Regions from separate parts of the Homo sapiens genome. Here region 2 is linked to region 1. Evidence: chromatin contacts called from ENCODE Hi-C or POLR2A ChIA-PET data. All regions are on one chromosome and are shown on one strand. The core of a region is the stretch at or near the end of the contact, and the rest is flanking DNA. Distances in the headings are between cores, read along the strand shown.

The links. Hi-C counts contacts between places; a loop is a spot of excess contacts on that map. ChIA-PET counts read pairs that join two places held with the same protein, here RNA polymerase II (POLR2A). Pooled maps may share reads with other maps.
Region 2: a pooled map shows a loop between it and region 1 (2.4-fold over the local background). The contact joins two enhancer-like sites. A Hi-C loop is called at or near these places in 2 of 37 single-sample maps with no recorded cell type and 5 of 50 pooled maps. POLR2A ChIA-PET finds 5 or more read pairs at or near these places in 2 of 52 experiments (WTC11 and activated CD4-positive, alpha-beta T cell).

Annotation. Positions count from the first base shown.
Region 1 is chr9:5,761,228-5,769,122 of GRCh38, forward strand. RIC1 (RIC1 partner of RAB6A GEF complex) reads left to right here. Exons shown (of 26, transcript NM_020829.4): 18 at 1,314-1,433; 19 at 1,913-2,641; 20 at 4,187-4,345; 21 at 4,435-4,571; 22 at 7,743-7,895. Among named protein-coding and RNA genes, the nearest start is that of ERMP1, 68 kb to the right of the region's middle. RefSeq lists an enhancer at 1,181-2,380. Within about 2 kb of position 3,309, at least 2 of the 41 ENCODE cell types and tissues checked have a DNase peak (open chromatin) inside an H3K27ac peak, as active enhancers do.
Region 2 is chr9:5,578,755-5,586,649 of GRCh38, forward strand. All of the region lies in intron 1 of INCR1 (interferon stimulated noncoding RNA 1), which reads right to left. Among named protein-coding and RNA genes, the nearest start is that of RIC1, 46 kb to the right of the region's middle. Within about 2 kb of position 5,102, at least 8 of the 41 ENCODE cell types and tissues checked have a DNase peak (open chromatin) inside an H3K27ac peak, as active enhancers do.

The DNA of each region.
Region 1 (7,895 bases), core at 2,059-4,558:
CTCAGCCTCCCAAGTAGCTGGGATTACAGGCACCTGCCACCACGCCCGGCTTATTTTTGTGTTTTTAGTAGAGACGGGGTTTCACCATTTTGGCCAGGTTGGTCTTGAACTCCTGACCTCGTGATCCACCCACCTCAGCCTCCCACCAAATGCTGGGATTACAGGTGTGAGCCACTGCGCCCAGCCTGGCCCAGCCTCACCTTTAAGCTTCTGATGCTGGTACAGTCGTCTCTGATTTAGTGATTGCTCACATTTTTACTTGGAATTCTTAAGAATTTTTTTTTATTTTTTCAAATTAAATGAGCCAAAAAGAAAAAGGGAAACTCTTTGGTTTTCCCTTCCCTAATTTCTCTTCCTGTCTTCTATCAGTGATAATAACTTCAACTTCTCTAGCACCTCAGCTAACCTGGAAATCATCTTTGGTTCATCTCTTTTTCTACCTTTCATGTCTAGGATAGCAGTAAGTTCTGTTTTTTAACCAAAATGTTCCTTCCTCTTTACAGATAGAAATGACTTGATATCTGAGGTTCCTTTTAAAACAGGGCTGCTCAAAGTTTAATGTGCATAATGGTTTAAGTTGCGTGATAGGGCTCAATTGGAAATCATTATACTAGGCTCTCTGAGGTTTGATTGAAATTTTTCATTATAAAAAGGCAGACTATTTCCTCATTTCTGAAGTCAACACCCATGAAATCTGCCTCTCCTCAGTAACCTATCCTGATTAACTCTGATTTTTTAAATAACTGTCTTATTCAAGAACCATAAGTAGTGGCTTCTTTCCTGCTGCTCTTTTACCTGGCTTTCTGAATCCTCCTTGAAGGTCTGTTACCATCCAGCTTTGTTCTCATAATGTCCCTAGTCTAGCCAGACTGTTCTCACTTTCCCAATAGTTCCATGTCTTCGTTTTCCATTAGATTACCAACCCTTACTCTCCCACACGTGTATGTCTTCCTCATCTGTCAGGTTCACTGCATCCTTTTAAACTTTCTGTTGTTATGACAGCTAGATCACTGAAGTGATCTCTCATTTTTATAAACTTCTAAAGTTGTCTTAGCTTTTTCAGGATAATTCAACTCTGCCCTCAATCTTATGTCACTGGTGGTGTTCATTAATTGCATTATGTGTTAGGCTTTGTACCATCCTAGCCAGAAAGCTCCTTATATTCCCACAGAGCCTAGCAGAATGGCTGTACATAGTACAACCTCAATAAATAATGTAGATTGTTTGACCTATAAACCTTATGGATTGGGGGGAGATGCGGAAAGCATACCGATACAGAAGTATGAATTTAGCTGCTTTTTCTTAAATTTCAGGCTCGTGGTGCAGAGAGCATTATGTTAAACCTGGCAGGACAGCTCATCATGATGCAGAGGGACAGGTCAGGCCCACAGATCCGGGAGAAGGACAGTAACCCTAATAACCAAAGGAAACTTGTGAGTAAAGTACTAGTCATTTCTTTTCAAACATTAAGAAGGTATGGGATGAGGATGAAGGAATGAAACAATTTAAGAGAAGAGTATTTTATGATTTGGAAAGGAGAAATTAAGTCCATAAAATCAGTCTTAAGCCTCTGGGTGTAAGACTGACTGACTGGAGGATAAGGTCCCAAAATGATCATGAAATGTTCCATACTCCATATGTTAACTGCTTAGGCATCATTCATTGCAAATTCTAATGGAAAAAATAGGGATAGACTGGTGAAGTTCATGGGGTGTTTTGTTTTCAGATTTAAGTGTATATACTTTAAAAGGCCAGGATACTTTTATTAACTCTAATTCTAATTAGATCCCTTTGCTTTTCCCAAAAAAATATTATACTATCATTTGAAAGACTTAGTAAACTAGTACCTAGGAACTTAAGAACCTGCAGATTTAATAGGAAAACAACTTGATTCTTGTCTCTCCTTCTCCAGCTGCCATTCTGTCCTCCTGTTGTACTAGCCCAGTCTGTTGAAAATGTCTGGACAACGTGTCGAGCAAATAAACAGAAACGTCACCTTCTGGAGGCCCTCTGGCTGAGCTGTGGTGGTGCAGGGATGAAAGTTTGGCTCCCTCTCTTCCCTAGGGATCACCGCAAGCCCCATTCCTTCTTGTCCCAGCGGATCATGCTGCCTTTCCACATCAACATTTACCCGCTAGCTGTTCTGTTTGAAGATGCTTTAGTCCTTGGTGCTGTCAATGACACTTTGCTCTATGATTCTTTATATACTCGGAACAATGCTAGAGAACAGCTGGAGGTGCTCTTCCCTTTCTGTGTTGTGGAGAGAACCTCTCAGATCTACCTCCACCACATTCTACGTCAACTTCTGGTCAGAAACCTTGGGGAGCAAGCCTTGCTCTTGGCCCAGTCCTGTGCCACATTACCTTACTTCCCTCATGTGCTGGAGCTCATGCTCCATGAAGTACTGGAAGAAGAAGCTACCTCACGGGAGCCCATTCCCGACCCTCTGCTTCCCACTGTGGCAAAATTTATCACTGAGTTCCCCCTCTTCCTGCAGACAGTTGTCCATTGTGCCAGGAAGACCGAATATGCCCTGTGGAATTACCTTTTTGCAGCTGTTGGAAACCCTAAGGACTTGTTTGAGGAGTGTTTGATGGCTCAGGATTTGGACACAGCTGCCTCTTACCTTATTATCTTACAGGTAACAATTCTCTTCTTATAAAGGGGCAAGAATTAATGAGCTTAAACTTAGAAAAATAGAAATGTCCTGTTTTGACACCATGATTGTGTTTAAGGAATTCATAGTCAAATTTTCTGTTTATATCTTTAATTTGGAAGAATTCAGACAGATTCCTTTGAATATCATAAAGTAACATTGCAGAGATATTTTTTCCATTGTCCATAAATAGGCCTAAAACAGATTAATGAGTTCAGAGTAGTGTTTTGAAATTTTAATATATTGAAGAAATTTAATATGTATATTAGAATACATGTAATAGGAACATGGAAGAAATATTACATAAGATTATTGAAATATTACATAAGAAACATAGCAAAGAAAGTATTATTTGAGATATTAGTGAGTTTGAGCTTCTCACAACAGTAGATTTGTTTCCTTTCAGTGTGGGTTACTGAGGGGACACTTATTAGAGCATGGTCATAACAGAGCACCTTGAGCTAGTCTTCCCCAAAGCAAGCTGAGAAGGCTCAGGCCTGCCACAGCAAAGACCCTCATAGCACACAGTTTTTCTCAAAATAATGGCTTCTTTGCAACTCCTGAAAATTTATTTCATTAGCTATTTGACAAAAGGGCTTGACAGTTGGTTATTTGATAGGCTACACTTAAAGATTCTTTCCAGTTACTGCAAAGTTGTTTCCATTGATGTAAGAAGCTAACCATAAACCTGGTTTCAATCTCTGCCTGAAGCAGATTTCCTGTCAGCTTCTTTGCTTCATGACAATGAACTGAAACCAGAGGAGACACTCAAGCAGAGGCCAGGTGGCCTTGAAGTATGATTCCATGGCTAACCCTAAAGAAAAAGACATAGGGTTTTAAAAATAGAATCAAAATAAATGCAGCTGTTTTTTGGTTCCGGGTCACTCCCTGCAACTTCACTGTATCTCCCTGACAATGTAATTTTTTTCTGCAACAGAATTCCTAAGTTGCTATGGATTGGCAGATAATAATTACAATTACAGTTGTCTATTAGGCACCTTTCCATAAAGACCAAGATAGGCAGGTTAAATTTGTGAAAGAAAAATGGAGGATTCTGAATGTGCAGCAGAACTTTACTACTTGCTATTGCCCAAAGCAAAGATTCTAGTCACATCCTCAGAAAACTCTGCAACAGGAGACAGACCTGACCTATTTTGGAGTCAGGCAAACCTCCCTTTTTTTTCTTCCTTTTCTGCTGATCTTCAACAATTTACTTAACTCAGTTTCCTCACTTGTAAAATACAAATGATATGCCTATCTGCAGAGTCACTGGGAGAAATAAATGAAATGACTTAAAGTATATGTATGCTATCTGGCATGTAGTAGGAGTTTAATAAATTATAGTTTACATACACCAGAAGAGTACTTGCCTCGCTTTTCCTTGTATGGTACTTTTTAATCTTATTATTAAACTAACCCCTGTGGTGGTGTGGCTACATTCTTTGAGTTTAGAAAACGAGATAAAGAATTGCTCATATCTTCCCAAATTGTGTAGTATAAAAAGAATGCTGTCCTGGTTGTTTTTTGTAGAATATGGAAGTCCCTGCAGTAAGTAGGCAACATGCTACCCTTCTATTCAACACAGCACTAGAACAAGGCAAGTGGGACCTTTGTCGACACATGATTCGATTTCTTAAAGCCATTGGCTCTGGAGAATCTGAGACACCTCCATCCACACCCACAGCTCAGGTTAGTTGCAAAAGTTACACATCTTCTCTAGGCCATACACCCACGTAGCATCTTTCTCTAATGGTACTGCATATGGTGTGTAATCCTAGGAACCCAGTTCAAGTGGTGGATTTGAGTTCTTCAGGAATCGAAGCATCAGTTTATCCCAGTCAGCTGAAAATGTTCCTGCCAGTAAATTCAGTTTACAGAAAACACTAAGTATGCCATCTGGTCCCTCTGGAAAAAGGTAAAATAATAAAGAGCCATTACTGCTTTTTGGGCATTCATGACACATTGCATTTCAAGACATTTACAAAATTAGGTCTTAATGGAAACAACTATTTAATCCAATTGCAGTTTCTTTTTCCATTCCCAAAAAGCAGAGGCCACACAGAAGGCTTCCCTTTTTCCTTCCTCCCAAGTTCACTTCAGCACCCTCTGAATAGTTTCTGCCCCTTTTTCTGGAATAGATCTTCATGTACCTGTTCTGAATGTAACAAACTTGTTTAAGACAGAGTCTCACTCTGTCACCCAGGCTGGAATGCAGTGGCACCATCTCAGCTCACTGCAACCTCCGCCTTACAGGTTCAAGCGATTATCCTGCCTCAGCCACCCAAGTAGCTGGGATTACAGGCATATGCCACCACACTCGGCTAATTTTCATATTTTTAGTAGAGACGGGGTTTCAACATGTTGCCCAGGCTAGTCTCGAACTCCTGGCCTCAAGGATCCACCTGCCTCTGCTTCCCAAAGGGCCGGGATTACAAGCGTGAGCCACCCTACCTGGCCAAATGCTACAAACTTTTTTTTCCCATAAGTTACTGGGGTCCAGGTGGTATTTGGTTACATTAATAAGTTATTTAGTGGTGATTTGTGAGATTTTGGTGCACCCATCACCCAAGCAGTATACACTGCACCATATTTGTTGTCTTTTATCCCTCACCCCCTCCCAGCCTTTCCCCCAAGTCCCCAAAGTCCATTGTATCATTCTTATGCCTTTGCGTCCTCATGGTTTAGCTCCCACATATCAGTGAGAACATACTACATTTGGTTTTCCATTCCTGAGTTACTTCACTTAGAATAATACTCTCCAATCTCATCAGGTCACTGCAAATGCTGTTAATTCATTCCTTTTTATGGCTGAGTAGTATTCCATCATATATACGTATATACAAGTTTCTTTATCCACTCGTTGACTGATGGGCATTTGGGTTGGTTCCACGATTTTGCAGTTGTGAACTGTGCTGCTATAAACGTGTGTGCAAGTATCTTTTTTGAATGACTTCTTTTCCTCTGGGTAGAACCCCAGTAGTGAGATTGCTGGATCAAATGGTAGTTCTACTTTTGGTTATTGAGGGAATCTCCACCCTGTTTTCCATAGCAGCTGTACTAGTTTACATTCCCACCGGCAGTGTAGAAGTGTTCCCTGATGGCCACATCCATGCCAACATCTACTGTTTTTTGATTATGGTCATTCTTGCAGGAGTAAGGTGGCATTGCGTTGTGGTTTTGATTTGAAAATGCAACAAACTTTTAAATTACCTCTGATGATAGAGGACCAAAAGGAAGATAGATAAATCTGTAGGTAATCCAAAAGCCTTCTTAAAGTCGTAATTTTACCTTTCCTTCTAATTATACTTTTTGATATAAATTTAGTGCTAATGCATTTGACACTCTTGTGACCTATTGATTAGAGAAGTTATTACACAGTCGGGGAGCCAAATGAATTGTATGCTGGAGACTGAAACTGCTATCACCCATAGATGGGATATTGTCTTCTGAGAGATGACTATGAATTCACACTAACATTATAAAATCATGAGAATTTCCTCTGGTTTGTGAGGCCTGTGTATTCCTTCCTATGTTCTTCTGTTGTTGTCTCATTTTTTTCCTTACCTAATCCTTTGTTTTATATTGTTCATATTCTCTTTTTTTTTTTTTCCCCAGGACAACATGAACATATGTTTATATTCTTACTACCGTGCTTGGGCACATAGTGAGAGCTTATTGAACGTTTGTTATTGTCATGTTTTACTGGGTTTTTTTGTTTTTTGAGATGGAGTTTCGCTCTTGTTGCCCAGGCTGGAGTGCAATGGCTTGATCTCGGCTCATCGCAATCTCCGCCTCCCAGGTTCAAGTGATTCTTCTGCCTCAGCCTCCCAAGTAGCTGGGATTACAGGCATGCACCACCACGCCTGGCTCATTTTGTATTTTTAGTAGAGACGGGGTTTCTCCGTATTGGTCAGGCTAGTCTCAAACTCCCGACCTCAGGTGATCCGCCTGCCTCTGCCTCCCAAAGTGCTGGGATTACAGGCATGAGCCACCATGCCCAGCCTGTTTTACTGTTTTTTAACAAGTGCTTACTACATGCCAGGCCTTATTCTAAGCATTTACATACATAGGTCCTATTTTAAACAACTCTATGAGGGTTATCCACATTGTATAGGTGAAGAAACAGAGGCCTAGGAAAATAAACTTAGTTATGTTCACACAACAAATGAGTGGCAGAGCCAAGATCCGAATCCAGGCAGTACTGCACCAGAGACTAGGCTCTTTACCCCACCACTAAACTGCCTCTCACTTAAAGCACCACATTATCCAGTTACCAAACCAGTTCCCCCACATTAGCTCATGTAAGTCAGGAATGAGAGACTATACTTAGGCAAGTTGTAATTTTTAAAAATTGGTTTCAGGACTGGCAAGGTGGCTAACACCTGTAATTCCAGCACTTTGGGAGGCCAAGGTGGGAGGATTGCTTGAGGCCAGGAGTTCAAGATGAGTCTGGGCAACACAGCAAGATCCCATCCTTGCAAAAATAAAAATACATTGGCTAGGCATGGTGGCAAGTACCTGTAGTCCCAGCTACTTGGGAGGCTGAGGTGGGGAAGATAGCTTGAGCCCAGGAGTTTGAGGTTGCAGTGAGCTATGATCACACCACTGCACTCCAGACTGGGTGACATTGTGAAACCTTGTCATTTAAGAAAAAAAAAGTTGGTATTCTTTTCATATGTCTGCATGACTCACACTGAGAAATTTAATTTCACTTTGCCTCTCTATCCTTAGTTTCTTTGATGTGCTCTCCTTCCCTCTTTTCATTGGGCTTTTCAAATATAGCATAGAGGTTTGCTGCCTTTCTTTCTGTCAGCCACCCATCACCTGCTTCCTGGTCTGACTTCTTCTGTCCCCCTTTTCCTGTTCCCTGTATTCATTCTACAAATGTGTCTTAAGAGCCTTCTGTGTTCCGAGGGTTGTGGTGTAACACGGAGGAGAAGCGTTGATACTTTATCTTCATTGTCAATCAGAATTAGATCTTGGATCTCTTATCTCCTTGTCAGCTTTATCAGTACCTCTGCGTAATAAGGATGTGAAATCCTCCAGTAAAGATTATTCTGTAGCTTTCTTGTGTTTCCACTTACAGATGGAGCAAAGACAGTGACTGTGCTGAGAACATGTATATTGACATGATGCTCTGGAGACATGCTCGGCGCCTCTTAGAAGATGTGAGGTTAAAGGACCTTGGCTGCTTTGCAGCCCAGCTGGGCTTTGAACTAATTAGTTGGCTATGCAAGGA
Region 2 (7,895 bases), core at 3,852-6,351, 180 kb before region 1:
AGATATAAGAAGACTGAAAGAGCAAAAAAGTGGATGCCAAATATTAGAACTACAGACAGCAGCTACCTTTCTACTACCTATTGCTACAGGCATGACACATTCAGGAACTAGAAACAGGAAATAATTCCCCCTCCCACCTTCCAGTCCCCAAGGCCTTCCCATTTACTGAACTTAACAGGAAGCTAGCTGGCAAGGGAGGCTGGCAAATGAAGTTTGTCAAAATTCCAGCCCTGGCACATCAGAGCAGAGGAGAGGAGGATGGACTTAGAGTTGAGAACAGGAGGTACATAACCAACTCACTCCTCAATCAAAATCTATCTGGATGAAGTGGAGACATATCCATTAAGAGATAAAAAATAAAGAGACTATAAATTCCAATTAGATTGTAGCACAAGGAATTGTCTTAAACTCTGTGGCATCTGACCCTGTAACAAGGGCCCAATGTATATTTGTTGATTGGTTTTATGAGAAAAATAAAAATTGGGCATCTGCTTTGACCATGAGCATAGGACAAAATAAACTTATTTATTTATTTATTTATTTATTTATTTATTTATTTATTTATTTATTTTTGAGACGGAGTCTCACTCTGTCGCCCAGGCTGGAGTGCAGTGGCAAGATCTCGGCTCACTACTAGCTCCGCCTCCCAGGTTCATGCCATTCTCCCGCCTCAGCCTCCCAAGTAGCTAGGACTACAGGTGTGCGCCGCCATGCCCGGCTAATTTTTTGTATTTTTAGTAGAGACGGGGTTTCACCGTGTTAGCCAGGATGGTCTCAATCTCCTGACCTCGTGATCTGCCCACCTCAGCCTCCCAAAGTGCTGGGATTACAGGCGTGAGCCACCGCACCCGGGCCTTTAAGTACATTTTGTAGAAGTTGTATCAAAATTCATTGGCTGCAAATGAGAGAAAACCTGATGCAAACTGGCTTAAATTTTTAAAAGATAATGTGTTGGCTTATGTAACTGAGCAGCCAAATGTGCAACTGGGTATAGGGGGTCTAACAAATGTCTTCAGGATTCAAATTGTCTCTATCATTTCTTCACTCTGTTTCCTTTTTGTTGATGCCATTCTCAGACAAGATATCTCCTCATAATTACAAGATGGATGCCAATGATTATTAAACCTTTCAGATTCAAATATTTTACAAGAAAAAAAAGCCAGAGTATTTTTCTCAGCATTCTCAGCAAAATCCTGAGATTTACAGTGGAAAACTTATGTGCTGTGCCCTCTCCAGAACCAGTCACTGAAAGAAAGAGTATGTAAGTGATATCTTACATCTGGAGCTCCACCCAGACCACATGAACTGAAAGTGGAGAGTGAATCAAAGTGACATCTTTTGTGCTAAGATGTTGCAATTGCCCAAATGCATCTGTGGACTTCTACTAGAAGGTATAGCAGAAGGTGTTAGGTGTCTATTATAAGAAAAATATCACTATCATATAACACCCCTGGGGGACATATTTCTAAATTTCAGACAAAATATATTTTCAGTGCGTTGTCTTTCCTGATAATGTATTTACAGCCTGTCATGGGATATGTCTGTTTTAAAGTGCTGGGCAGGGTTTGGACTACATGTTCCTCCTTGTGCTGGGTTTGAAACATTAGATTGCCAATGTCTCATTGCTGGTATCCAAAATGAGGTTTAATTAAGTTTGCCATTATAGCTAATCTCCATACCATGCACCAGACATTGCTCTAATAGCTTCACATGTATGATCTCATTTAAACTTCATAACTTAGTGTATTGTCTTGTCTATTTTACACGTGTATTAGTCCGTTCTTGCATTGCTATAAAGAACTACCTAAGACTGGGTAATTTATAAAGAAAAGAGATTTTATTGACTCACAGTTCCACAGGCTATACAGGAAGCAAGGCTGGGGAAGCCTCAGGAAACTTACAATCATGGCAGAAGGTGCAGGAGAAGCAGGCAGGTCTTACATGGCCTGAGAAAGGAAGAGGGAGAGCAGGGGGAGGTGCTACACACTTTTAAACAACCAGATCTCATAAGAACTCACTCATTATCATGAGAACAGAAAAGGGAAATTCCACTCCCATGATCCAATCACCTCCCACCAGGCCCCTCCTCCAACACTGGGCATCACAATTCGACATGAGATTTGGGCGGGGACACAAATCCAAACCGTATCAACATGTAAGCAAACTAAGGCCCAGTGAAGTTAGATAAATTGCTCACATCACACAGCTAGTAAGTGGCAAAGCTAGATCTTAAGATTTTGCAAGCCAGACATGACATCAGGCCAAATATCCTACACCTGTACCAGTCAAGCCTTCATTATATAGTATTTTATAATTACATATGTGTTCAGTTTTCTCCAACAGCCTTTGAGGTATTAGGAGGAGGACCTGGTATTTTATTCATTTTTATAGTCCCAGAACCCAGTACAAGGATTCGCACATAGAAGATACTTAACAATTATCATGGAATTGAATTGAAAGCAGTGTGCATGGAGTCGAGGCAAGAGAGGCCAATATGGAAAAATATTTAGTGAATCTCCAGCATGTCCAATGGAGAAGGGTCTCTGTCCATCCAGCCCACATGTTCCTACCACCTGTCAGATCTATTCCTCCTATGTGAGTGCATCAGTCATGTAGCTTGTTGACACTAGTCATTAAAATCATTCTAGCCACCACCACCATCCTTCACCCCATCTATGGTCTATGCTTACTGAGAAACCTGAGTATAATTTGACTTCTTATATAGGGTTTTCTATAGGAATAGACTTTTTAAAGCAACTTCTGATATGCATGTCAATGGCATTTCTTATAATAGAAAAGTCCCTTAGGAGTTTGGTTAGTATGATCCAGTTTTTTAGTCTAATTCTGAGTTTACTCACAGAATCAATTTTCTAGACCTTTGAGATAAGACCTGGTGGTGTCAACAAGAACACCATTTGACCCAGCAGAAATACCATTTGACTCAGCAACCCCATTACTGGGTATATACCCAAAGGAATACAAATCCTTCTATTATAAAGATACATGCACACGTATGTTCACTGCAGTACTATTCACAATAGTAAAGACATAAAATCAACCTAAATGCCCATCAGTGATAGACTGGATAAAGAAAATGTAGTGTATATATACCATGGAATACTATGCAGCCATAAAAAGGAACAAGATCATGTCCTTTGCAGAGACATGGATGGAGTTGAAAGCCATTCTCCTCAGCAAACTAACACAGGAACAGAAAACCAAACACTGCATGTTCTCACTTACAAGTGGGAACTGAATGATGGAACACATGAGCACATGGGGGGAACAAAACACACTGGGGCCTGTCAGAAGCGGGGGTAGGAGGAGGGAGACCATCAGGAAAAATAGCCAATGGACGCTGGGCATTAGGTAATGGGATGATCTGTGCAGCAAACCACTATGGCACACGTTTACCTATGTAACAAACCTGCACATCCTGCACATGTACCCCTGAACTTAAAATAAAAGTTAAAAAAAATTTAGAATGGGAAAAAAGGACAGAAGGAAGTATGCTAAAATATGAATAAGATTTTGTTAAAGTGTTGGGGTTGTATGTAATTTCCTTCTTTTCTCTGTTTTACAAGATGTTTTGTAACGTAGTATAGTAACTTTCATAAAATGTTATTTTAAGTAGTTTTCCTCTGTGACATGGAAATGAGATCTCTGTAGAGCTTACTGAAGAAACATCATGGTGTTCAGAAACAGCAATGGTACTCCTGGCAATATGTGTTATTAGGAATATGAATATCTGTCAATTGTTTACAAAATTTTGGGGGATCCCTCTAAGGAGTTTTTTTCTTAAAGTTGAGAAAAAAAACCCTAAAAGCTCATTTTCTTTCCTTTCTTCCTCTCCTTTGTTTTCTCAACTATAAAATTAGAATGGCAATAACAGTGGCTATCTTTGTCAATGTCATGAGATTATGGGTAATTTTTTTCTTTATATTCTTCTTGTATTTGAAAAGCTTAAAAAATAAACATTTTAAATTCAAAAAAAATCTTTAAGCAATTCTTTAAAAATATTTTGAAATTTTAGAATTTCAGCATCTGCTTATTATAAATCAAAAGGTCACATAAATGGCAGATATAATGTTTCTGGGGCAGAATTTTTAGATGCACAACTTGTGTTTTTTCCCTATGTCAAGTACAAACTTTCACCTGTGTTTTTATGAGAATCTAAAGAGAAACTACAAGAAAAGTGTACTAAGTTAAAGTTTGAAAAGGCACTGGGTTTGCCAGCATCCTGCCTGCCTAATCAAACATCATGCAGCTCCAGCACAGAATGCATGACTGAGCTGCGTCAGAACATGTGAGGTTCATGTGATTGGAGGAGCTGCCAGCATCTTTCCACTAGTGCTCTGGGGAGTTGTCTTCAAGAACTAACGTCCTGAAGGCAGAAAACTCAAGGGTGGGGAATGAAAGGGGTCTTTCCAAAATATAAAAACTTTTCTGAGTGTTCTCAAAATGAAGACAAAGAAAGAACAGCTTCTGTGTGTGAGTATGTTATAGTGGAATGTGACATTTGAAAGCTGTTAGGGAAAATGCCAGTCTGGCAGGCTACAGCTGTATCCCCTGAGAAGCACAATGGAAAGTTTAAGTCCAGGTTGACCAGAGCCTCTACTTTCTTACACTCATCAATGAGACAGGGTGATTCACTGGACTACCCTGACACAGTCCCCTCCCTTTCAAGGCTGTGTGGCATAAAGGCAGCTCATCTAGTCCCCAGGGTGTTTCAGACTCTGTCTTAGGACTCTGAAACCCCCAGTCAGCACTGTGTACTTGTGAGAAATACAAAGTATGTATTAGATATGCTCTACCTTGAGTTTGAGGAATGTATAGTGAGCTGGAGAAATACACCACAAAAACCAAAGCTACATGCAATCAAGTGACTGATAAGTGGGACCAGACCATAAGACCCAAAGGAATTCAGGGTGGGTGGGAGCTCCCCATGGACAGGAGTAGCCCAAGAGAGCAGGGAGGGAAAGAAAAATGCAATTTGGGAGGCCGAGGCTGGCAGATCACTTGAGGTCAGGAGTTAGAGACCAGCCTGGCCAACATGGTGAAACCCCGTCTCTACTAAAAATACAAAAATTAGCCGGGCGTGGTGATGAGTGCCCACCAGTTACTTGGGAGGCTGACGCAGGGGAATTGCTTGAGCCTGGGAGGAGGAACTTCCAGTGAGCTGAGATCACGCCACTGCACTCCAGCCTGGGCGACAGAGCAAGACTCCATCTCAAAAAAAAATTTTTTTAAGTTTACAAAGCATTTTCAAATGTCTTGTTATACTAGTTGAGCCTCACTACCACCTGGTAAAGGGAGTAGAACAAATATTCACATTTTATGGATGAGGAAACTTGGGCTTATAGAAGTTAAGTAACTTGCCTAATTTATCCCATTTCTTTTTCAGTAAAGTTACCAGTTTGGGCTGGGCATGGTGGCTTACACTTGTAATCCTAGCACTTTGGGAGGCTGAGGCAGGCAGATGGCTTGAGCTCAGGAGTTCAAGACCAGCCTGGGCAACATGGCAAAACCCTATCTCTACAAAAAATACAAAAATTACCCAGGTGTGATGGTGCACGCCTGCAGTCCCAGCTACTGGGGAGGCTGAGGTGGGAGGATCGACTGAGCCCAGGAGGTTGAGGCTGCAGTAAGTTGTGAATACACCACCACACTCTAGCCTAGGAAACAGAATGAGACCCTGTCTCAAAAAGAAAAAAAAAAAGTTACCAGTTTGGTAGCTTAGGGAGTTACAAGTTTGGTAGCTCATGGAGTTGCCATAGACATAGAATATATTGATTTTTAATCACAGCACACAACAAGATGTACATTTATATCCTTGTGAGTAAGTGAATATGGTTGAGAGAAGAGGTTAGGTTGACAAAGCAACTACTAAAAAATTGTCTTTTTCCCTCTGTCTTATGGGTAACTTGGATGAAAACATAGAAGATGAGCTTATAATATATGATGATTAATAAAGTAGGGAGAGAGAGTCAGTTGGATAGAAGAGTTTCTATTTCAAAATCCCAGGTTGCCACAGTGGCTCACACCTGTAATCTCAGCATTTTAGGAGGCCGAGGCGGGCAGATCACTTGAGGTCAGGAGTTCAATACCAGCCTGGGCAACATAGCAAAACTCCATCTCTACAAAAAATACAAAGATTAGCCAGGTGTGGTAGTGTGTGCCTGTGATCCCTGCTAATTGGGAGGCTGAGGTGGGAGGATCGCTTGAGCCCGGGAGGTTGAGGCTGCAGTGAGCCAAGATTGTACCACTGCACTCCAGCCTGTACAACAGCATGACGCCCTGCCTCAAAAAATAAAAATAAAAAATAAAAAAATTAAGTCCCAGGTTGAATCACGAGGTCAAAACCAAAGAGGTAGAATGAAAGGTCCTGCTTTTGATCCACACACCTAAGATGGAAGAGCAGTTTATTAGCAGTTAATATGAAAAAGTTCTGGGGATTTAATAGAAAAGAATTTAAACAGTATCATACTCATAAACTACAAATGTGCCCTAAGTACAAATGCAGGTTGAATTGAAATCCAATTGCTTAAAAACTAAGGAGGTTGGGCATGGTGGTTCATGCCTATAATCCCAGCCCATTAAGAGGCCAAGGCAGGTGGATCACTTGAGCCCAGGAGTTTGAGACCAGCCTGGGCAACATGGCGAAACTGCGTCTCTATAAAAAATACAAAAATTAGCTGGGCGTGATGGCGCACACTTGTAGTCCCGATACTAGGGAGGCTTAGGTAGGAGGATCACCTGAGCCCAAGGAGATCAAAGCTGCAATGGGCCATGACCTCACCACTGCACTCCAGCCTAGGCAACAAAGTGAGACCCTGTCTCAAAACAAAACAAAAACACTAAGGAGAACTTCAGCAGTGTTGACAGGACACTGTTCAGAACTGGGAACAAATAGTCCTATGGAACCTACTATGTCTAGGCCAGCCTACCTCTAGAATATTTTGTTCTATTCTGGGCCCGACTTGTTAATTGGGACATGAATAAATGAGAGTAGATCTAGAGGGAAGCACCCAAGATGGCAATCGGGCTTGAAGCCACCCCTAGACTAGGAATATTGGAAGAAGCTGGGCGCATTTCTCCTGGAGAAGAATTATCAAGGGAAGACATGAGAGCCAAGATCAATGGGTGCAAGTTACATTGAAGAAGAATTTGGCCCAGAAATGGAAAGAATTCACTAACAACTAGAGCTGTTCATCAAAGGTTAACCTCCTGGTTCCTGGATATATCTACATAGCCTGGAGCTACCATTTTTCAGGATACTCTGGAAAGTATTCTTCCCTTAGGTGATGAATTACAAATCTTCTTACTCTAAGATCCCATAATTCTTCAAACTAGACACTTAACTCCTATGAGCCTCAGTTTCCTGAGAAGACTAAAATGAAATGGCTTGTAAATCCCCTTCCAGCTCTAACTTTCTATGAAGTACTTGGTCCTAAAGGGTACCCTCGTTTATGTTTCACAGAGATACCAGAAACAGGAGTCTTTTATCTTCAACTTGACTCTCAAGATGTTATCCTCAAGTGAACTTTTTTCTACCAGCTGAAATATGTCCTTAAAATCTTTGAGTCAATGAATCATGAAATGAGCCAGGTTTTCAAATCTCATTTGTAGGGTTCCTTAAGAACTATGTCCACTTGCCACATTCTTTTCTGAATATTATTCTTTTTTTCTTCAACCCTGTTTTTTAACCCAAACATCCTGTTTTCAAACATCCTGTTTTCAACCCTCTTTGTATCTAAGGATGGAACAAGGCTGATGACACAGACAAGAAACTTGTAAAACATAGCAAGTATCTGCCTTTTATTTGGTGAATAATGTCAGGACTAGAGAAGGGCTGATGTGAAATTCTGGGCTGGGCTTTAAGGCTTTAAGGCATA